2 separate regions of the Mus musculus genome follow, and region 2 is linked to region 1. Evidence: chromatin loops called from intact Hi-C (ENCODE). Cell type or tissue: heart. All regions are shown on one strand. Links, peaks and the distances in the headings refer to the core of each region. The heading gives the core; the rest is flanking DNA.

Region 1 (10,754 bases), core at 3,757-8,756:
TGAGAACAAAGAGAAGCCACTGTAGAGGCCCAGGAACAGAGAAAGCTGTGGCCATGTGGGTGTGTTGTGAACGTTTCTGTGTCATTCCCATACCAAGCCAGAGCCCAGGGTGTTAGCCTAGGCCGTGCCCCCCCACCTCCCCCCCCCCCACCCCGTCACGAGGGTGCCGTGCCTTGCTGGGCTCCACAGAGCAGGGCAGTCCGACAGCCACCTGCTCATGATCTTCAAATGCTAGGCAGTGAGTGTGTGAGTGTGAGTCTCTTCTCTTCCTTGGGAAAACACACCGAGGAGCTGGGAGGAAGGGGGGAGGGGTTAGGAAGGAACTCCTTCTAATCACATCTCTGAAAGCAGATCAATATCAATATCACACTGGGGTGGCAGAAACCAAGAGCCCAGAATCTCCAGTTTCATCGGATCATGGGAAACCGTTCAGCCAAGACACAGAGCAGCCTCGGGAGTGCCCCAGTGGGCTGAAGAGAGGCTCAGCTGCTGAAGTGCTTACCTTGTAAACTCCAACTCCAAACTCCAGAAATCAGGGCTTTAGAAAGAGGGTGTAGGGGCGTGGCTTGTAACCCTAGCGTGAGGTGGCCTCCACAGGCAGATGCCTAGAGCTCCCAGGTCTCAGACAGACACAGCTTGAAAGGACAATGGCATTGGGCCCAGGGAGGGAATCACGGAATGCCAGCTCTCTGCGACTTCCACTTCCGAAGGTCTCACATCACAGTCTTTAACACTTTGTCAGGTAGAGGATCACCTCACCTGGGAGTGTTAGGAGGCCAGGAGACGGGAATCTCCAGCACTTCCATGGGGACCAGCTCAACTCCTCTTTCCTGTGCTAGACCATGCAGATGATTCTGGGAACAACAGGGCCTGGCCACATTAAACAGAGATGATTTCCATCATAGAAGATTCGGAGGATTAGACAATGACCTTGCATAAACACATGATGGTCACAAGGAGGCCAGTGTGTGTTCCTGCCTCAGCTCCAGCATGGCGGTGGGTAGGTCCCTCTGAGGACCCAGTCAGTGGGTGTGGTGGGCTATCGTGGTGCACCTGCATGGCCACTTGGTTACTGCCTGACTAGGTCTGCCTGTCCACTAGGACCTGCAGGATAATGATGGTGATTCTATAGTGCTCTGGGGAAGAATGAGAAGAAAGCAGCCAGAGTGTTCCTGGGTGGTGTTTGTTCCCACAGCTGTGGTGAGAACAGTCTTTTAGACCCTTCTTCCACCTGTAATATAAATCTGGTCATCCTAGCGGATGGAAGAGACGGCAGAAGGCCATGTCTGAGGACCCCATGCCACTCTCACAGCTTTGTGGTGTTGTCCGTGATCTCCCTTCAGGACCACATGGGTGGATGGAGATACTGATAGAGGTGAGAGGAAAAACCGCTCCCCAACACCTGGGTGGAGTCAGATTTTGATCTCTTTCATCATCTATCTATCATTTATCTATCACCTATTATCTATCTATCTATCTATCTATCTATCTATCTATATCTATCAATCATCTATCATTTATCTCTATTTTTCTATCTATCATCTACCTACCATCTATCTATCATCTACCTACCTATCTATCTATCATCTATAATTTATCTATCATCTATCTTTCTATAATTTATCATCTATCTCTATCTACTATCAATCATCAATCTATTTATCTATCATCTACCTACCATCTATCTATCTATCATCTATTCATCTATCTATCATGTATCCATCTATCATCTATCTATAATTTGTCTATTATCTATCACCTATCTATCTATCTTTCTATCTCTATCTATCACCTACCTATCTGTCATCTACCTATCTGACATCTATCTATCATCTATCAAGCAAGCAATCATCTACCTATTATCTATCATTTATCTATTTATCCATCCATCTATCATCTATATCTATCTATCTATCTATCTATCTATCTATCTATCTATCTATCTACCCATCCATGCACCTATCTATCATCTGTCTATATGCAGTCACCACACACGGGCACATACACATTACAGAAGACCCTGACTTTAAGATGTTCCCACTTAACAGTTTCCCACTTTATTGTGGCATCAAAGCAATCCTCACTAAAAAACAAACTTGCATATTTTTTGCCTGCGATTTGGTCCCAGGGTAGTATTCTGCATCTGATACTTCACCAGCCATGATTGACAGCTCCATTAACATCACCCTCACAAGAGCACCCCTCACTGCAGCACATGTGGTTGCTAAGCCTCTGCAGTCTGTAACTTGTACACTGAACACACTTTCAATGGAGAACAGTGTAGTGGCCTTCTTGACTGTGAACCTGATGAGATTCAAAATAGCTGTGGGAAAAGCCTCTAGGAAGGTATGTGAGGAGTCTCTGGACTGGGTTACTACGATGGGAAGATCTCCTATAACTGGCCACAGCTCTGTCCTGTGGGCTGGGATCTCAGCCTGCATTCAAAGGAAAATGGGGAAGTGAGCCGAGCCCCAGAACCCCCAGCATTCCTTTTTCTCTGCTTACAACTGCAGATATATTCTGACCAGCTGCCCCATGTTCCTGTCACCAAGCCTTCTGGCCACCATGGACCGTACCTGCGCATGGTAAGTCCCCCAAACTCCCTTCTCTGTGCTTGTGTGCTGCTTACATCGGGTATTTGAGCCAGCACTGAGAACGGTAACGGACACAGATAGGCTGGGGACACTTTCATGAGAAGAGTCTGCATACCCACATGGACGGTGTGTCTGGACCGATGATGTAGCCCTGGGCAAGCCTCACCCTCTGTGTGCAATGGTTTCTCTGTGTATGGAGTCAAGTTTCTGTGAGTGGATATGATTTACAAAACTCTTTGAACTGAGCCTCGCCACAGCTCTTATTAATGCTAGCGATTACCGCTGGTGAGATGTGCGAGAGGGTTCAGAGGCTGCCAGCTCCCTTAACAGCAGAGTTTATTCAATAAAGCAGGGAATGCATGACCTAAAGAGGTAGCTAAGGAACCTCCCCACCCAACACAAATAAAGGCATTTTAATTTTGAGTGGAAAAGCACTGTATATTTATATTTTTCTTCAAAACTTGGTCCTTAGGTATAAAAGGATGTGTGCATGTGTGTGCGTGTGCATGTGTGTACATGCAAAAATTAGACCTCAGGTATAAAAAGATGTGTGAGTGTGTGTGCATGTGTGAGAGTGTGTGTATATGTGTGCATATGTGAGTGTGCATGTGTGTGTGCATGTGTGAAAGTATGTGCATGTATGTGTGTGCGCATGTGTGTGCACATGTGCATATGTGTGTGTATGTATGTGCATGTGTGCATACACATGTGTGTGTGCATGTGAAAATTAGACCTCAGGTATAAAAAGATGTGTGTGTGTGTGTGTGTGTGCATGTGTGTGAGTGCATGTGTATTTTTCTCAAGACAATCTATTTCAGATGCACATCAGATCCTGACTATCATAATATCTAGAGAAAATGGAAGAGGAAGAAAGAAAGTGAAGGGAGGTGGAAAAGAAGAGAGGATGGAGGGGAGAGAGGGAAAGGAAGAAGGGAGGGAGGGAGAAAGAAGAGGGAGGAATAAAGGGAGGCAGGCAAGCAGAGGCATGGAAGGAGGGAGGGGTATGCTTGAGGGAACATCTCAGCCAGTCTCAGAGCACCAGCGACCTGCACACTCACTCCCTGTCAGCTCTGACTCCCATGCAGCAGAGGCAGATTTAGGCGACAGCAAACATTGCTGCCTACAAACCACTGTGAACCAAGGGGGGCAGATTCAGGACCGACCAGACGCACCATCCTTTCTCACCCAGGGACGCCTCAGGGAAGCTGGCTCCAGACCGCTTCTCCCTGCCCTATCCCCTTGTCCTCACTAATTCTCTGGGAAACTCTGGCTTCCCATTCCCTGGGAGGCTGGAGGGAGTTCCCTTGGTTCTTGCTGGATTGCCAGAGATTGAGGGACCAAAAAGTCTCAAGCAAACGAAGATAAGAAATCAAAACTAGTACTGTCTTGCAGACCCTGAGGTTCTCAGTGGGAGGGGGATCCAGGAGAGGCAGGAAGGAACAGCTGGAATTAACTCTCATTCAAGACTGTGTCTCAGCTCAGGCTACTGTAACAAAGAGCCTACTCCTTGTTACAACATGCAACAACAAACATTCCTTCCCCATAATCCCAAAGAACACAGGGTCTCTAAGATCAGACTGCTCTCTGTGGTCCTTTTCTGTTCACTCTGGAAGCTTTTTTGTATTAGGTGGGACTGGAGACGGGAAGTAAGCCTGCCCTGGTGGGCAGCATCCTATCAGGCTTTAGAGACTTCCTGGTTGCATTCATGAGGGCTCCACTCTCCCAAACTGATCACTTTCCTTGGTCGCATGTCTTGGCACCTTCACAGATTGTGTGTGGTGGGGTGTTCATACATCCTTTGGGGATGGTACATGTCCACCCCATAGCACCCTGATTAGATGGAATGACAAAGTCTTGCACACACAAGGATTGAGGTTCAATCCCCCAGAATCCATATTAGAAAGTCAGATGCAGTGTTGTGCACTTATAATCCCAAGCCTGGGGAAGCAGACACAGGAAGATTCCCTACTTGGCAAGCTCCAGGCCAGCGAGAGACTGTCTCAAAAACAAGGTAGATGGTTCCCTAGGGACACCAGAGGCTGTCCTGTGGCTTTTGTACACACAATTACATATATGCATGAACACACACACACACACACACACACACACACACGAGTCAAGATAACCAAATTTGAAATCAGTATTGTACTCACTTGCTGTGACCCTTTGATGCTAATTTACTACATATAAATCATTGAAACTATGTTGTTATTTCGTGGAAATTGTACCAAGTGAGCACTCATTCAATGAATTATCATATAGTGAACATACTACTGTCATCTCATTTTTTTTCTTTTAATGGATGAAGGATTTCCATCTAACTTGTTTTGGGGGCGAATGACTGTAATCCCAACACTGAGGAAGCTGAGGCAGGAGAAGCTTGAGCTAACCTGGGCTACAGAAAAGATCCTGTCTTAAAAAGAGAGAAGGAGAGGAAGAGGGAGAGTGCCCAAGGCCAAGCAGATCGATGTAGACATTTTCTTTGTTTCCTCCGGTATTGATTCTCTATGTCGATTCTGTCTCTGAGCTACCGAAAACAACCCAACTCCCAGAACGCCTTACAATTCCAGTCCCCTTGCCAGCGATGGAAAATTCTAGAGGGTTAATATTTAAAATGAATATTCTGGATACAAGAAGCACTTAGGATTCTATACATGTTGTCTCTCTGTGTAAGGTTCTCCCATGGGTTTGCTTTGCTTACATCAGCCATTCTCTGAGTCCATGCAGGTGCAAGATGCGGAAGGCAAGTTACCCATTGGGATAAGAAGTAATAATACTCCATTAGAGTAACACAGGGCTATAAACAACACTGAGATGACAGTGGCAGGTGTGGCTTGCCAATCTTTTTAGGTGATTTAAACAGCAGGAAACTGAGCTGTTAAACTGGCATATATTGCCTGCTGAAAGGAGTCCAAAAATGTGTGTGTGTGTGTGTGTGTGTGTGTGTGTGTGTGTGTGTGTGAATGTGTGTATGTATATTACATTCGCAAACCAATTAAAGGTAAGGATTCCTGGAAATGGCTTTCTCATCCAGAATGGAGGGTGACTGAGCACAAGCCCAACTGCACGCATGCTCGACTAGAAGGGTCTACAGGTACATCGCGGGCAAAAGCCACTGCCACTTCATTTGCTGGTGGAATGAGTCTCGAGGCTAACTGAGGTAAGGATCCACTTTCTCTGGGTAAGGCAGTTGTGGGTTGATAGACAAGTGTGGAGGTATGGAGCAGAGATGAGGGATTCGGTGCATGGCTGGGGATAGGAAGTCCGCCTGCATCAGAGGTCTGCAACGTGGGCAAGCTTGAAAACCTCCTGCAAACAGGTTCAAGTTCTCCGGACCAATGCCAGTTACTCCAGTCTAAAGGAGGCCATCGCTTTGGGCCAAGCTGCTGTGTGAGCCCCTAGCAGTCCAGATCGGGCCAAAATGGAATCAAGGCACTATCACTAAGATGACCATCAAACTGGCTTTGAAAAAACTGTTTTGGGCTAGTTTCCCCCGAGCATGGGCGTCCCAGTCAGCTGAATGAAGTCAGTGAGGAAGTTCTTTTTCAGCAATGGAAGGGGAGAACTCTGCGGAGAGAAGCCTCGCTTTTGCTCTTGTTTCTGCTTTCCACAACTCTTTCTGCCGTTTCTGCCGCTCAGGTCAGGTCACTGGAAGCTCCTTCTACTTCCAGGTTGCAATAAAAAAGCTTAATCAGATCTTTAGACTCTTACTACCTTGTCTCAGATATTCATCTCGGGAGGTGGAGGCCAGGATAAATTGAGGTTAGCTGTTCTCCAGCTGACTGCTCCGCAGCCAAGTGAACATTGTACACGGAGTTCAAATCCCACCAACGGCTGCTCCTTCAAGGAGGGTTTCTATTGCTACATAGGAGCTCACTTGCAGCCTGAGGTGAGGGTCTCAGGGACAGAACTCAGATACTTAAGTAGCAACGGCCAAGTATCTGGAATTTCCACGAATGCATCCGTGCAGACACCTCACGTGAGTCTGGCACATAGGACTGTTCCCAGACCTTACAGCCAGCCACTGCCACATAGCACCAGGAGTAGGGAAGAATGCGCGTGCGCCTTGTGTGTCGGGAAGGGGGGGGGGGGAGCGTTGGAAACGCATGCGCGACCACGGGGCGGGGCGGTGCTTTCCCTGCCGACAGGGGCGTGGCCTTCAGCGTAAGGGGTGGAGCCTGGCCGCCCATTCTGACCCCCGACCGCCCCGCTCTGGACCACCCCGCACCCAGACCCCCACGCACATGTCGCGGCACGTGTTCCTCACCGGGCCTCCAGGTGACCCAGAGCCTGCGGGACTTGGCGGGGAGGTAGAGCGCCTGGACCTCTGTCCGGTCTCCGGCCTGGCTTGGTGTATCGCAACCCGGCGAGAGGGAAGGCCAGGAGGACTGGGGAGCACCGGTTACATGTCCCCAAGGACCGGTTGTCACCCGGGTCTCGCGCCACTGAGGCCCAGGTGTACTCTGTAGACTTTAGAGTCAGTTGAACAGGCAGAGGCTTTGGGGAGGAGCAGGGGGCCGCAGTTGGAGGCGCGCCGGCCTTGCACAGCATGCCCTGCATTTGAAATCAGGGTGCAGTTGGGTCCCCAGCTTCCTGCTGTAGGGTTCACCCGGAGCCATCATCAATACCTATGTTCATAAGAGGTTTAGTGAACACCGGACTCACAGGCTTTCCCCTCCTCCCCGAGGAGAACCTGGGAGTACTGTCAGTCCCGGATTTGCACCTCTACACCCCTGCCTCCTGTCTCAAGAGTTAGTAATGCTTCGCCCCTTGCGCTACAGGCCCCACTCCAGTGTGTCTCACTAACATCCCAAAGGGTTTGGCTTTCTAAGCCCCTCTCCAGCAAGTTAGCGAGACTTTTAAAAAGAAAGCACCCTTTGTCAGCACCACTGCCTCTCAGCCTCTTCCTAAATATTGACCAGCATCTGTAAGTCATCTCAGAGGGGGCTTTGCTCAGCTGGTTTTTTTTTTTTTTGGTTTGGTTTTTGAGACAGGGTTTCTCTGTGTAGCCCTGGCTGTCTTGGAACTCACTCTGTAGACCAGGCTGGCCCCAACTCAGAAATCCACCTGCCTCTGCCTACCAAGTGCTGGGATTAAAGGCATGGGCCACCACTGTCTGGCTTGCTCAGCTGTTTTTAACATAACAATCCCTGTGAGGAGATAGCCTCTGGGTCAAGAGCTCTTGGGCTGCTGTGTGTTGTCTGTTTGGAAATACGGATATATGGAGTTTGAAAGTTGCATTTATTTACGTATGTGAGTGTGTGCGCAGGTGTGGAGGTCAGAGGACAACTTTGAGGAGTTGGTTCTTGTTGCCCCATTGAGCCGTCTTGCTGGCCCATAAATATACTCCCCTCCCCTTATAATAAAAGTGCTGCCTGCTTGGTATGAGAGCTAAAGTGAAATGTTAAAGTGACAGGCTTTTTGTTGGTGGTGGGGTGTGTGTATGTGTGCAGTGTTTGGGATGTAAATAATAAAAGACAAAAAGCGGGGGTAGCCCCAGGGAACTCCACCCTCAGGAGCTAAGTGTGGGACCTTTGTTCCTTATTGTTCTAGGCCACAAACATCTGCTGTTGGCACATACATACTTTTGCTTAAAATCCATAAGGATTATGCTGCAACCCTCTGGCCCACCACCACTGACCCACCTTCACAGCCAGGCTTCATGCCCTATAAAGGCTTAACGACCTCCCCACACAGTACCATCTGCCTGATCAGACACAAGAGTGGCTGGAGGGATGCTTTAGATTTAAACCAGAACAGAGGGTAAATCTAGGAGTGAAGGAGGTCCCAGATATGTCCTGGGACTGCATTAGAAGTAAGTAAACTTCATGCCGCCGCCTGCCTCTGCTGGGGTGGAAAATCCCTCACACCTGGAGCAATCTGGCAGGCAGTGACATTTGCAGCCCGTCCTGTTTGCAGCTATTGCTTTTTTGCAGGCCAGATGGGCTTGACAAGGTAAAACTTCTTGACCCCTCTTCTTCCTTTGTCTCTTTCAGGGGTTGGCAAAACAACCTTGATCCAGAAAGCCATCGAGGTCCTGCAGTCCTCCGGGCTGCCCGTGGATGGATTTTACACACAAGAAGTCAGGCAGGAAGGGAAGAGGATAGGATTCGATGTCGTCACCCTGTCTGGTGCCCAGGGGCCTCTGTCCAGAGTTGGGTACTGGTGTTTTGTTTCTGCAGGGGTGGGGGTGGGGTGTCTCTAGCCTGGCCTCTGTACTTCTTGGGAACATTTCTTCTCTGTATGAGTGCATGTGGTCCATGGGTCTGTGCAGAGGCCAAACGGGGACATCTGATGTCCTGCTCTGTGGCTCTCTTCCCTGAGACAAGGAGTCTCCCAGTACCTGGAGTTCCATGGTGGCCAGCCCTGGAAGTGTCATGGGCAAGCCTCAATCACTAAGCTATACCCCCAGCTCTCTGTTTAATTTTAACCTTAGTTTTGATACAAGGTCTTGCTATGTATGGAACTCACAGAGATCCACCCGCCTTTGCTTCCTAGTACTAAGATGTGTGCACCACCATGCCCAGCAACCCCTTGCTTACTTTTTATTTTGAGAAAGTCTAAGTTGCCCAATGGCCCCTAAGCTTTTTGTTCTCTTGCCTTCACTTGCTTCAGCCTCCTGACTAGTTAGAACGATGACAGGAGACCTGCCACATTGGGCTCAGCTCTTGTGCTGTGGTGTGTGCACTCACTGGAGAGACCTCACTGTTAATACTGCATCTTAGCGAGGGTTTTACTGCTGTGAACAGACACCATGACCAAGACAACTCTTATGAGGACAACATCTAATTGGGGCTGGTTTATACATTCAGAGGTTCAGTCCATTATCATCAAGGTAGGAACATGGCAGCATCCAGGCAGGCATGGTGCAGGAGGAGCTGAGAGTTCTACCTCTTCATCTGATGGCTGCTAGCAGAATATTGGCTTCCAGGCAGCTAGGGTGAGGGTATAAAAGCCCACTCCCACAGTGACACACCTACACCAACAAGGCCACACCTCCAAATAGTGTCACTCCCTGGGCCAAACATATACAAACCATCACACACTGCAAGACTGAATTTGGCCAGAGTGGTGCTGACATTCAGAGAGGGCCTGGTTTCAGGAGAGAAACCACAGTGAGTCCAACCTTGTACACTCTCTCCTTTTATATGGGGATTGTTAAGGGTGTGTGCAGAGAGCAAGTGGGTCAGCAGAACAGACCAACCCCAGAAATCGGTGGGGAATCCTCCAGCAAACAGTGTCTTCTTTCAGGTCACAGCCTCTACCTGGAAAGCCCGAGTGTCGAGTGGGGCAGTATGTGGTGAACTTGGATTCTTTTGAGCAGTTGGCACTTCCTGTCCTAAGAAACGTGAGTGTATGTTTTCTGTCTTGAGAGACTGGCGGCCTCTGTGTATTGTGGGACTTGCTGGCCACTTGAACACAGTGGTTTTGTCCCTATAGTTAGGTTGTGTCTTATGGTTTAAAAAGTCTTCTAGCCACTGAACCTTGCTAAGGATAGGCAGTCCAATTGACTGTTGCCCTGAGCTGTCACATGCCCAGAGCATGTGTAAAATATTTCCTGTTAGGAAGGCTCTAATGCAGGTCTGTATCCCCGTGTTCTGGTGCCCAGAGCTTGCTTGAGTGTGCACCAAAGAACCTGTAAATAGTCTACACACTGCTCCATGTACACAGAGCCTACTGTCAGGGGGTACGTACCGCGTAGGTGGAGCCTGGAGCTCTACCCGAGGAGCTAGTCACTGCCTGCTAAGGACAGCCTCTGTCTTCAGAGGCCTGGGGATGCTATGGTCTGTATTAATGTGCTGGAATCCCACCCACTGAGCTCTCCTCTGCCTCCCCTCTCCCACCCCTTCCTCAGTTCCTCTGGGCATTTTTGCCCCATTTCTGGGCTGAGCCATGCTGGCTGCTCTGTTGCTACAAGCTGGGGACAGACAGAGATTTTTATTTCCCCTGGGACCCATGCCCCTCTCTCTCATATCTACACAGCATCAAGAAGCGTCCGATGACATCCCGAGTGGAGAGTCCAGCTTTGGGCATTGGATCCATATACAGAATTGAGTTTTGCTCAGGCAAACAGAATCCTGGGAAGAGGCAAGAGCCCGTGCTCCCGTGTGCTCGCTGGCTGGGTCAACAACTTGCCTCTTGTTTCTAATGGGAAAAGGA
Region 2 (10,754 bases), core at 2,636-7,635, 140 kb before region 1:
TGTCTCTTCTTTTCTGGAAGCGTCTATTCCTGCCGTGTCATTTATGGGTCTGGAGAGAGCCGTAAAACCACGGAGCAGCAGCAGATGAATCCGGGCTATTAGAGAAAACAAGGTGGATTTGAGGGATTTTTATCCTCCTTATCCAAAGGCTTTCTCTAAACCTAAACGCCCTAACTACCTTGAGCACTTGGAAAGATCATCTGTCTTCCTCCTGTGACTTTTTACTTACAAAGAAAACACGGCTCCATGCCTTGAGCCCTTTGGGCCTTCTGCAGTTAATGTTTTACGGTCTGATAATTATGTTATAAAAGTCTAAGCAATTCAAACGTGCGCTTTAGAATTAGGGTCTGAGAAGAGTGTTCATTTCAGAAAGGCAGGGGATGAAGTAGGCCCTGCTCCCCATCCCTGAGCTGGAGGATCAAGAAAAGTCTTTTGAATAAGCCAGGGTGTCCAAACCACCCCTTGGTGTAAGCAGGGAAGCTGGGGTTGTATCTCCAGCCAGGATGCCAGGATAGGGATTGCGCAGGGAGAATCGCTCAGTGAGTTCTGGAGGGGAGTCCAGGAGTGCAAAACAGAGGACGGGAGGGGGTCAAAGGGCTGGAGATGCAGGGAGGATCCGGACTCATGGAAAACACACCCATGAATGTAAAGCACCAACAGGAATGGAAGCATCAGGGGATATCGGTTGGTTCGCACGGTATGAGGCCATGCGTGTGATGGACTCATGTCAGGAAACAGGACAGCAGGTTAGGCGAGCATTCACCTGGAACCCCCTCCCTCCGGGCTACCAAGATGGCTGTCCTGGAAGCCTGTCTCCGTGCATCCTCCTTAGAAGGGATCTGCTTGCAGCCTTTCCCTTATTCCTCCTGAGTGTTTGTCCTTTGTCTCCCCACAATGAGTGTGTTCAATGAGCATCCATTACAGTTCCCCACCGTGGACGTAGCCTTTGTCCCTTAACTCAGAAATGCGCCTGAGCTGATCCGACTGGAACCTGCTGTCACTGAAGAGACAGCATCTCCCCATCCCCCTACAGTGTCCCATCTTTATCCAAAGACAGACATCTGTAAAAACTACTGTTCTAAATCAGACCACTGGCAAAAGTAGGAGTGTACGTATCGTTGTTGGTTTATTTTGTTTGTTTGTTTGTTTCACAAGTATTTGCTTCCTTGCCTTATTTCCCTCGATCTCATGACATTCATCAGTCCCTCCCTCTCAAATACAAGACTCCATTACACAATCCAAGAACTTCCCTCCCTCCCTCCCTCCCTCCCTCCCTCCCTCCCTTCCTTCCTCCCTCCCTCCCTCCCTTCCTTCCTTCCTCCCTCCCTCCCTCCCTTCCTTCCTTCCTTCTTTAAGGTAACAACCATTCTGATTTAGGGTAAAGCTCTTTTATTTGGCCCATGTGAGTAGATGTGGCTTTGCTTCAACTTGTGTGCAAGGAGGCACAGCAAAGGAACTGTCAATGTCACTGCTCAGTTATTAGGGGAAGATTTGTATTGTGAATAAGAGAGAGAACATATCCAGAGGCGTCTGGACAAATCCGGAACAGAGGGAAAGAGAAACGGACTGGAGGTGGTGAGGGCGACTGGTGTGGGAGAGGTAGTAGAGCTACTGAGATAGCAAGAACACAAGGGAGGAGAGAGACGGGGGAGGGGAGGGAGGAGAGGAAAGAGAAGAGAGTAGAGGGGAGGGAGGGAGGAGGGGTGGAGAGGGTGGAGAAGGGAGGGAGGGTAAAGGGGAGGGAATATGGGGGAGGGAGGAGAGAAGAGGGAGAGGGAAGGGATGAGGGAGGGGAGGGAGAGAGAGAGAATAGCAAGAGTATACAGAGAGTGTAAGAGGATAACAAGAGGTAGAGAGTGTGGTATAGACAAACCATGTGGATTATAAGGAGAATGAGTTACTAGGGGAGCAGGCGGTCAGGAGTTGGCATGGACTTTTAAATGTATAACAGGTACACTATGCTGAGTGTACTGGCTAGTTTTGTGTCAACTTGACACAGCTGGAGTTATCACAGTGAAAGGAGCTTCAGTTGAGGAAATGCCTCCACGAGATCCAACTGTAAGGCATTTTCTCAATTAGTGATCAAGGTGGGAGGGCCCCTTGTGGGTGGGACCATCTCTGGGCTGGTAGTCTTGGTTCTATAAGAGAGCAGGCTGAGCAAGCCAGGGGAAGCAAGCCAGTAAGGAACATCCCTCCATGGCCTCTGCATCAGCTCCTGCTTCCTGACCTGCTTGAGTTCCAGTCCTGACTTTCTTTGGTGATGAACAGCAGTGTGGAAGTGTAAGCCAAATAAACCCTTTCCTCCCCAACTTGCTTCTTGGTCATGATGTTTGTGCAGGAATAGAAACCCTGACTAAGACACTGAGGGATGCTAAAGACCAGCCTGGGCTTTGATGTGCTCTGCAGGTTTATGACAACGGAGACCCATAGGCCCCCTCCTCTCTCCCAACTTTCTTGGGCATTTTCTTGATTAATGATTGATGCAGGGTGCCCAGCCCATTGTGGGTAGTGCCTTCCCAGGGTAGTTAGTCCTGAGTTCTATAAGAAAGCAGGCTGGGCAAGCACTGAGGAGCAAGCCAATAAACTGCACCCCTCCATGGCCTCTGCACCAGCTCCCGCTTGCCTCCAGGATCCTGTCTCCAGGTTCCTGCCATGGCTTCTCCCACTGAAGGAGTGCTTTTGGCCCGAACACTACCTTTGAGTTGTGACACTCCATTATGTTGCTTACGCAGGATTATATAATCACAGTTACAGCCTGATGGAGGGAATTTCACAACTGGGGTTCCCAGATGACTCTGGTTTGTGTCCGCTTGGCAAAACGCCAAGCAGCACAGGTAGTCCATCACGGTACATAAGTCAAGGAGTCAGGCACATGAAGCTGGTCCCCTCACACACAGAGACAAGAAGCAGACAATTCGGAATGTATCTGCTGCTCAGCATCCTTTCACTATCTCATATTATCCAGGATTCCAGCCAGGGAATGGCACTGCCCACAGTGGGCAGGACTTCCCACCTAGATTAACACAATCAAAATAATCTCCCACAAGCACACCCCAAAGCTCATCTCCTAGGTGATTCTAAGGATCTGTCGAGCTGATAATTGATACTACCCAACACCTTGGGGGCAATTCATAAGACGTTTATACTGGCATAGAAAGATGGCTCAGTGGTTAAGAGCACTGGCTGCTTTTCCAAAGGACCTGGGGTCTCTACAGAGTGCTCACAAACTCCAAGGGCTCTGATGCCCTTTTCTGGCCTCTGTGGGCACCAGGCAGGCACGTGGTACACAGACATATACGCAGACAAGCACCCACACATATAAAATAAGGTATTTTTAAAGTTTTATAGTCATCTAATAATAAGCTTCCAAATACAGAAGGCAAACATTACAGAGCAAAAATAGAAAGTTATGAAGTCACAGTGATTTTAAAAGATTTCCATGCGTCTCTCACAGAAACTGATGAAACATACGATGACCCATAAGGATCCAGAAAAAAAAAAAAAACATGTGGAAAATCTAGGCTAGGGATTTTTAAGATGTGAAAGTAGAGATGGAATTATTTGGCAGGAGGAAAAGACCCCATGGGACCTGTAAGAGGGGGGAATGGTGAAGAACAGGAACCAAACGCACTACATGGATGCATGAAAACACTTGTGCTCTGTGAAGTTAATTATATTGACGAAAACTTCCAGTGGTGATGAGGGTCCAGCAAGATGCCCACTGTGTAATGGCGTCAGCCAGCAAGCCTGATGACCTGAGTTCAGTCCCCTGAACCCACTTGGGAAAGAGAGAGAAACAACCCTGGCAAGTTGTCCTCTGACCTCTACCTGTGTGCCTACAGGAAGCAAGTAAAATGTCCTGTGTGGTTGTAGCAAACCAAGAGATATTGGGTTGTCGTTTGTATAGTTCAGAAATGGTCCAATGTAGGTGATGGTCAAAAAGATGAAATGAAGCTCTTCATTTTATGTTATTCGTCAGCAGCTGTAAGATGGTGAATTTTGTGGTCTTTTCCCATGTTATTTGGGCTTCTATGTGTTTCTAAGACTGACACTTGTGCCTGTTCACAAACCCAGAAAGACCACCAAGGCACAGACTCTGATGCAGCAGAATAGGAGTTGCAACCTGAGCTCAGTTTCAGGCAAGCATTTATAGAGGCAAGAAGAGGGTATCTAGCCTGATGGGGGAGGGGGGGCATTGTGGCCTTTAACATATTTGGCTGGTGCTGGGAGCCAAACCATAAACTTAACTTCTGTTTTCCTCCTGATTGGTGATTGTCAGAAAGTAGTGTCAGGGGCAGGCTCGTAACCTGGAGGTGCAGGTTTGTTGGTGGGTAACCTGGAAACTGGTGCTAGGTACTGCTGCCCTGTTAGTTAACTCGAGTTCAACCTTAGCAGGAGTCTGAACCCAAAAGATCTGGTCCCTCACACTATGCTGAGCCTTGTGCCACACACCTGTATTCCTAGAACTTAGGAGGCAGAGGCAGGAAGATGTGGAGTTCAAAGCGAGCCTCAGCTGCACAGTGGGTTTAAGACCAGCCTGGACTACATAAGATCCTGGCTTGTTTGTTTGTTTGTTTGTTTAAATAATAACAACAGAGTAGGTGGTTTCTGTAGTGTGTGATCATCTTCACACCCGTAACAGAATGAATGAGTGAACAACTGATAAATAAACCACTCAAAATAAAATCAAGACGAGAATAGCAAAAATAACCCATCACCTATAGGAAGGATGCTCTGACTAGTGACTGGTTGAGTAAAACATATTTCCGTCTTGGCTATCACATCCAAACCATAAGGAAGGTTTGGACCTTTCCCATGTCGCCTGACTGACTCAGGGCTATGTGGCCAAGGACTCAAATCACCATAGACTTCATTGCAATGTGGCCCCACAGGCTGGACTAAAGCTTTGATTTACAGCCCAGTAGGACTGTGAGTCATTAGTCTATGGCTCCCGCAGGATGGCACCGGACCAAGGTAATTAACCATGCTTATCAGGGGCATGCTGGGGTGCAGCTGGAGAAGGAACACAGATGACGAGGCTGAGAGACAAACGGTTTTGAGCGGTTTTTGGATCACGGCTCTCACCCTAATGGGATTCTCATAGCAAATGTGTGAATCTACTCCGACCATTTCTCATATCAGTAAGGTGAAGATTCTCCAGTGATTTAAAAAAAGAAAAAAGAAAAAAACTTCTCCAGGAATTTCTTCAAAGATTACACGTATTCTTTTTGATTGAGCCAGGAAGCCATGGAGAAACGAGGAGCAGATGTTGGCTCCTGATTGCTAGTTAGTTCCATTTCCAGCAGCTGGCAACCTTCACTCACTTTCGCTTAGGCTATATTTACCTACAAAGCTTAAAAAAGGCAATGTGAAGCAGGCCCAAACATCTGGATATTAAGTAAATTGGCCAGATGTTCTGGTGATTTATAAATAAAGGCTGAAGCTGGGGGAAAAGTGGGCGGGGGAGACATGAAAGAGGAAGAAAGCGAACAGGAAAAGAACTCATAAAGGAGCTGCCCACTCGTGCCCTCCGCCTCCTTGGCCTCTGTGGGAGACTTTGTGTGTCACCACTGAGAACACGGAATTAACAGGATAATACAATTTGGGACTCATCCCTGAGCAAGGAGGAGTGACCTTCAGTGGAAGGAGAGGAAATGAAAGTTGCCTCAAACTATTTTTATATTTTGTATCTAGAAGTTATTTTTTCAATTGCTCATCATTTTTGAATTACCTCTGTATAGTTTCTCAGGAGTCCGGCCAAGGTATTGATTGATTCTCTCAGAGATCCAGAATCTTTGCCAAACCATGGCAGGCTCTGTTTCCCAGGCTGGAGTTACTGACGACAATTGCAGGCATGGCCTTCTCGTGGGGTTGTTTTTCTTTTTAAAGGTGAAACCCATCTTGTTTTGCTCCTCCTCCTATTTCTCAGCATGATCTCCTTGTGGCTTACACAAGTTACTTCTTTTGTAGCCAAGACCAGAAAATGTAACAGACTAGCTCCAGGGAGAAAGCATCTTTCCTTCACAGGCCAAGGGGCTGGTCATGATGGTAGACTTATGGCAGCAGAAGTGGGAGGTCCATGGTCACCTATCCTTGAGATTTAGAATGAGGCCACCAAAACCAATCATCCACACCCCCAGTGGGCCACTCCCTCCCATGAGACTTCATCTCCCTAAGGCCGACAACCTCCTGAGATAGGCTGGGGAACGGAGTGTTCACACACGAGCCAGTTTGAAAGTGTTTACAGGAATTCTGATTTTTTTCTTTTATTTCTGAATTTCTCTTTCTTTTTTCTTTTCTTTTCACTCTGGGTCCCTCTCCCTCTGGCCCCACTTGCTCCTGCCCAAAGATTTGTTTATTTATTATATGTAAGTACACTGTAGCTGTCTTCAGACAAACCAGAAGAAGGCATCAGATCTCATTATGTATGGTTGTGTGCCACCATGTGGTTGCTGGGATTTGAACTCAGGACCTTCAGAAGAGCAGTCAGTGCTCTTAACCTCTGAGTCATCTCTCCAGCCCCTGAGTTTCTAATTTAGGGCCCCTTAAAAGCTCAAGCTTGAGTTTCTATCTCTGAGAGCCAGAACAATGACAGCAGAAATCTCTCTTTTGTAAAACCTTGCTGGATCCCCTGGAAACTTAGCAGGACTCTGAGCTGACTCTCTGAAATCACTTGATAGATCTCTTTCTAAGCACATTTTCTCCCATCTACCACCAGTGCTTCAGTTGGGTGTGCCTACATCTTAGACAAGAACTACACAAGGTTGGTTTCGAATTCTGATTGCCATTGAATTAAGATTAAATAAAGATTAAATAAGATTAAGAAACAGGACCAGAATGGATGACTGTTGTCTCAGTCAGAGTTTGTATTCCTTCACAAAACATCATGACTAAGAAGCAAGTTGGGGAGGAAAGGGTTTATTCAGCTTACTCTTCCACATTGCTGTTCATCACCAAAGGAGGTCAGGACTGGAACTCAAGCAGGTCAGGAACTTGGAGGCAGGAGCTGATGCAGAGGCCATGGAGGGATGCTGCTTACTGGCTTGCTTCCCCTAGCTTGCTCAGCTTGCTTGCTTATAGAACCCAGGATCACCAGCCCAGGGATGGCACCACCCACAATGGGTTGGGTCCTCCCTCCTTGATCACTAATTGAGAAGATGCCTTACAGCTGGATCTCAGGGAGGCATGTCCTCAAGGGAGGCTCCTTTCTCTGTGATAACTCCAGCCTGTGTCAAGTTGACACACAAAACCAGCCAGTGCAATTATGTAGCAGAGCTGTTTAAGCATGAACTCAGCATGTCAAAATGGAAACCACTCAACATCAAATCTCCCTCAGTCTTTGAACAAACTTCCACCAAGTTCCCTACACGCTAGACATGACTCTAGGTGCTGGGGACAGCGACCTAACGCCTGCCCTCCTCCAGCTCACCTTCTGGCAGCTGGAGTTTCATTTTCCTGATGAAGGCAATGTGAGGGAGAAAGGGTACATTTAATTCGAAGTTCCGAGTTATAGTCCATCATCGTGAGGCAGTAAAAAATGAGGTGGGGAGGGGTCACCTTGAAGCAGTTGGTCACTTTGAATCCACAGTCAAGAGCTTAAGGCAATGACTTAATGCAGTACTCTAACACTCTGCTCATTTTTCTCACTCTTGTACAATCCAAGATCCATTCCCAGGAAGTGGGTAGATCTTCCCACCTTAGTTAATGTAACCAGGGCAGTCATCCCACGGACTCTCCCACAGACCAACCCCCATCAAACCTTCCTCTCCAGGAGATGCTAGAGCAGTGGTTCTCAACCTATGGGTCTCGACCCCATTAGGAGGCCCACCGACTCCTATGTAAAATACAGATATTTACACTGTGGTTCCTAACAGTAGCAAAGCTACAGTTACAGAGTAGCAATGAAAATAATCTTTTGGGGGGGGCGGTATGTCACATCTGGAGGAACTGTACTAAAGGACTGCAGCATTAGGAAGGTTGAGAACAGCTGCTGTAGATTTTGTCAAATTGACAACCAAACCATCATATTAGATAACTAAGCTATAATAAGTACATAAACGATAAACAGTGAACAAGGTAGTTCAGACTGTATGGAAAGGAAACAATGAGCTGCACCACGGAGGAGGAAGAATCAACTGAATGATTCCCACTGGAGTTCTAGTTCAAACAAACCCGGCTCCTGGAGAAGCCCGGAGTTTGTGTGTTCAGCTCTGAGTTGCAGGAGACAAGGCTACTGAAAGAAAAATCTATTTCTATGTTAAGTCTTTGAAGAGATTGTCTCAAGTTTCTGAGTTGTTCTTTGAAGTAAAGAAGTAATTAGTTGGAAAGAAGTTAATTTGCACATGTAAAGATTTATCAAAATGCCAGAGCGGGTGTCCCAGTGGGCAGCTGAAGGGCTCCCAAAGGGCTGTGTAGGGCAAGGGTGCCTTTCCTTACAAGGCACACATTCCCACCCATGTTCATCCTCCCCCTCAGGCCCATGGAAAGAACATCCAACGCAAGAAGTGCTTTAGTTCCCATCTGAAAGTCTCTCTCCACAAAAGTACAGCACATTCCCCAGGATGGCTCTTCAGTCACACCAGCTCTCTTCTCTCCATTTGGATATATGTTCTCCATTTCTCTCTTGACTGAGTGCTGACACAGCACCAGCATTGCTGTATAAACAAGTGTCCACAACTGGTCCTCCATGGATACGTCCAAGAAGCACTTGGACACCCCACTCTAGACAGCCGTCCCTCCAGGAGCCATGTGGCATCGATGTTTAGCTTCTGTCTTTTTAAATGACTCTCACCTGAGTGACGGACTGACTTCCAGGAAACCTGGCACCATTTATAAATGACTAGCACACTGGTGTACGCCAGCACACACCCAGTCGGGAGCTGCGCTGCCCAAGGGGCTTACCAGCACATATCCAATCAGGAGCTGCGCTGCCCAAGGGGCTTACCAGCACATATCCAATCAGGAGCTGCGCTGCCCAAAGGGCTTACCAGCACTCATCCAATCAGGAGTTTCGCTGCCTGCTGGGCTTATCATCTGGGTTCTATTTGCTGTCACTCGGAAACTTTCCCTTTCCACTCTCATGTCCATCTCTCTCTTTTTCTATTATTTTCATCCACGTCTTTACTTTCTACTACTGGCCGCTCCCCGATGCCTGTGAGCCATATCACTTGCATCTTATCCCTGTGACAAAATATTATGACCCAGGTAAGGAAGAGCTCATGTTGGCTTAGGGTTCCAGCGGGAGAGCCCATGATATTGGGTTGGGGGATTAGATGGCGACAGGAAGCTACGTCAAGAAGCCAGGCGATCGTGCTGTTAACCACACACACAGAGCAGAGAGAGTGAGCTGAAGTTACAAACTCTCACAGCCTGGCCCCAGTGACACACTTCCTCCAGCCAGGCTCTGCTTCCTAAAGGTCCACAACTTCCCCCAAATAGTGTCACATGATGTCCATAGTCAGAAAGCAGAGAGAGCTGAGAGCTCAGGTCGCTTTCTTGTTTTATTCCGTTTTGGATGCTGACCCACGGATGGTACAACTGTATTTTAGGATAGGTCATCCCACCTCAGCTGCCTAATCTAGATAATCCCTCACAGACATGCATGGAGATTTGTTTCCATGGTGACCCTAAATCCTGTCAAGACAATCAATATTAACCACACGCCCAACTGATTAAAATCCACAGAGCCTGCCAGCCCTCTCCTGAGACATAAGTACTACAAAGTATGGTTTGGACAGTAGCCGACAAGATCACAGCCATTCAACCTTACCACAGAACCCCATGAGGGGCCCCCAATTTCCTTGGTATCGTCTGGTGACCATGAAGGGATCCGCTAGAGTTTCTAATACATACTTGGTGGTCTGAGCAGGGAAGTTACAGAAAGGTCTCTGAAGACAACTGTGGCCATAACTTACGGCTTTAGCAGCAGCCAATCCATACCCAGGGTGAGGCCCAGACAAGATCCAGGTGGCATTGCTCGCTTGCTGTTTCTAGTTATCATTGCTTGGTGGGACCTTGAAAGGGAGAGGCGCAGAGGGGACTCCAACACCAGCTCCCTTGCCACATGATAAGATCAATTCATTTCCTAAGACAGGCTAAGGAGAGGGGGGTTATAAGGCATCTAAAGCATGGTCACTTTGACCCAGATCTTGAAGGAAATGTCTGGGTGTTTGTCTGTACTTCATCTAGGAGCCCGTGGCGGGTGGAGTGGGGGGCTGACAGAGGAAATACAGGAATAGAGTTGAGGAGAAAAAGGAAGTTGTGAAGGCAGGGAGGGAGAAAAGAAGGCAGGCAGACTGACCGCTCAGACTTGCTGCTTCTGAACAGGTTTGCTTTCCTACTGAATGTCATGTTGTCACACTGGGTCTCCTAGAACTAACTAAAACTTCTCCGGTGAGTAGCCAGCCAGCGGGGACTGTTGGTGGACGCACAGGTGGAGACTATCAGTTCAGTCACAGTTCCAGAGCTAGGCACGTTCCAATTCAATTCCAATAACTTTTTCCTTAGAGAATGATCCTTCATTGAGACCATTACAGGGTTTTAAAACAAGCGCTAGTTGTCATCTTGTTGAACAGCCCTTATAGACTTCGGATAACATCCTGGCGAGGCAAGTATTGTTTTGATTTTCAAGCTGTAGAAAGGGCAAGGCAACTCTACCCTGATGGAAATCGCAGCTAGTTTCTGCTGCCCCAGGTGTCACAGCCTCAGTCACAGAACTGACCGAGCACTCCAGGACAACGGCGGCTCATCCGACT

Evidence for each region. Hi-C counts contacts between places; a loop is a spot of excess contacts. Peaks named below come from ENCODE experiments on the same cell type or tissue, not always from the same donor. Only the 100,000 strongest peaks of a DNase experiment are listed, where the experiment ranks them.
Region 2: it touches region 1 in a loop (2.2-fold over the local background); 1 of 42 quality-filtered maps calls a loop at or near these places.

The regions. Positions count from the first base shown.
Region 1 is chr8:125,727,478-125,738,231 of GRCm38, forward strand. Ntpcr (nucleoside-triphosphatase, cancer-related) reads left to right here and starts at 6,726. Exons shown (of 5, transcript NM_025636.5): 1 at 6,726-6,872; 2 at 8,591-8,753; 3 at 9,846-9,942. The coding sequence starts at 6,839. In heart, for the core only: no CTCF peak of the experiment used is centred there; a DNase peak (open chromatin) is centred at 6,794; H3K4me3 peaks cover 1,181 bases; H3K27ac peaks cover 2,583 bases.
Region 2 is chr8:125,590,839-125,601,592 of GRCm38, forward strand. All of the region lies in intron 2 of 4930567H12Rik (RIKEN cDNA 4930567H12 gene), which reads left to right. Among named protein-coding and RNA genes, the nearest start is that of 4930567H12Rik, 12 kb to the left of the region's middle. In heart, for the core only: no CTCF peak of the experiment used is centred there; a DNase peak (open chromatin) is centred at 4,973.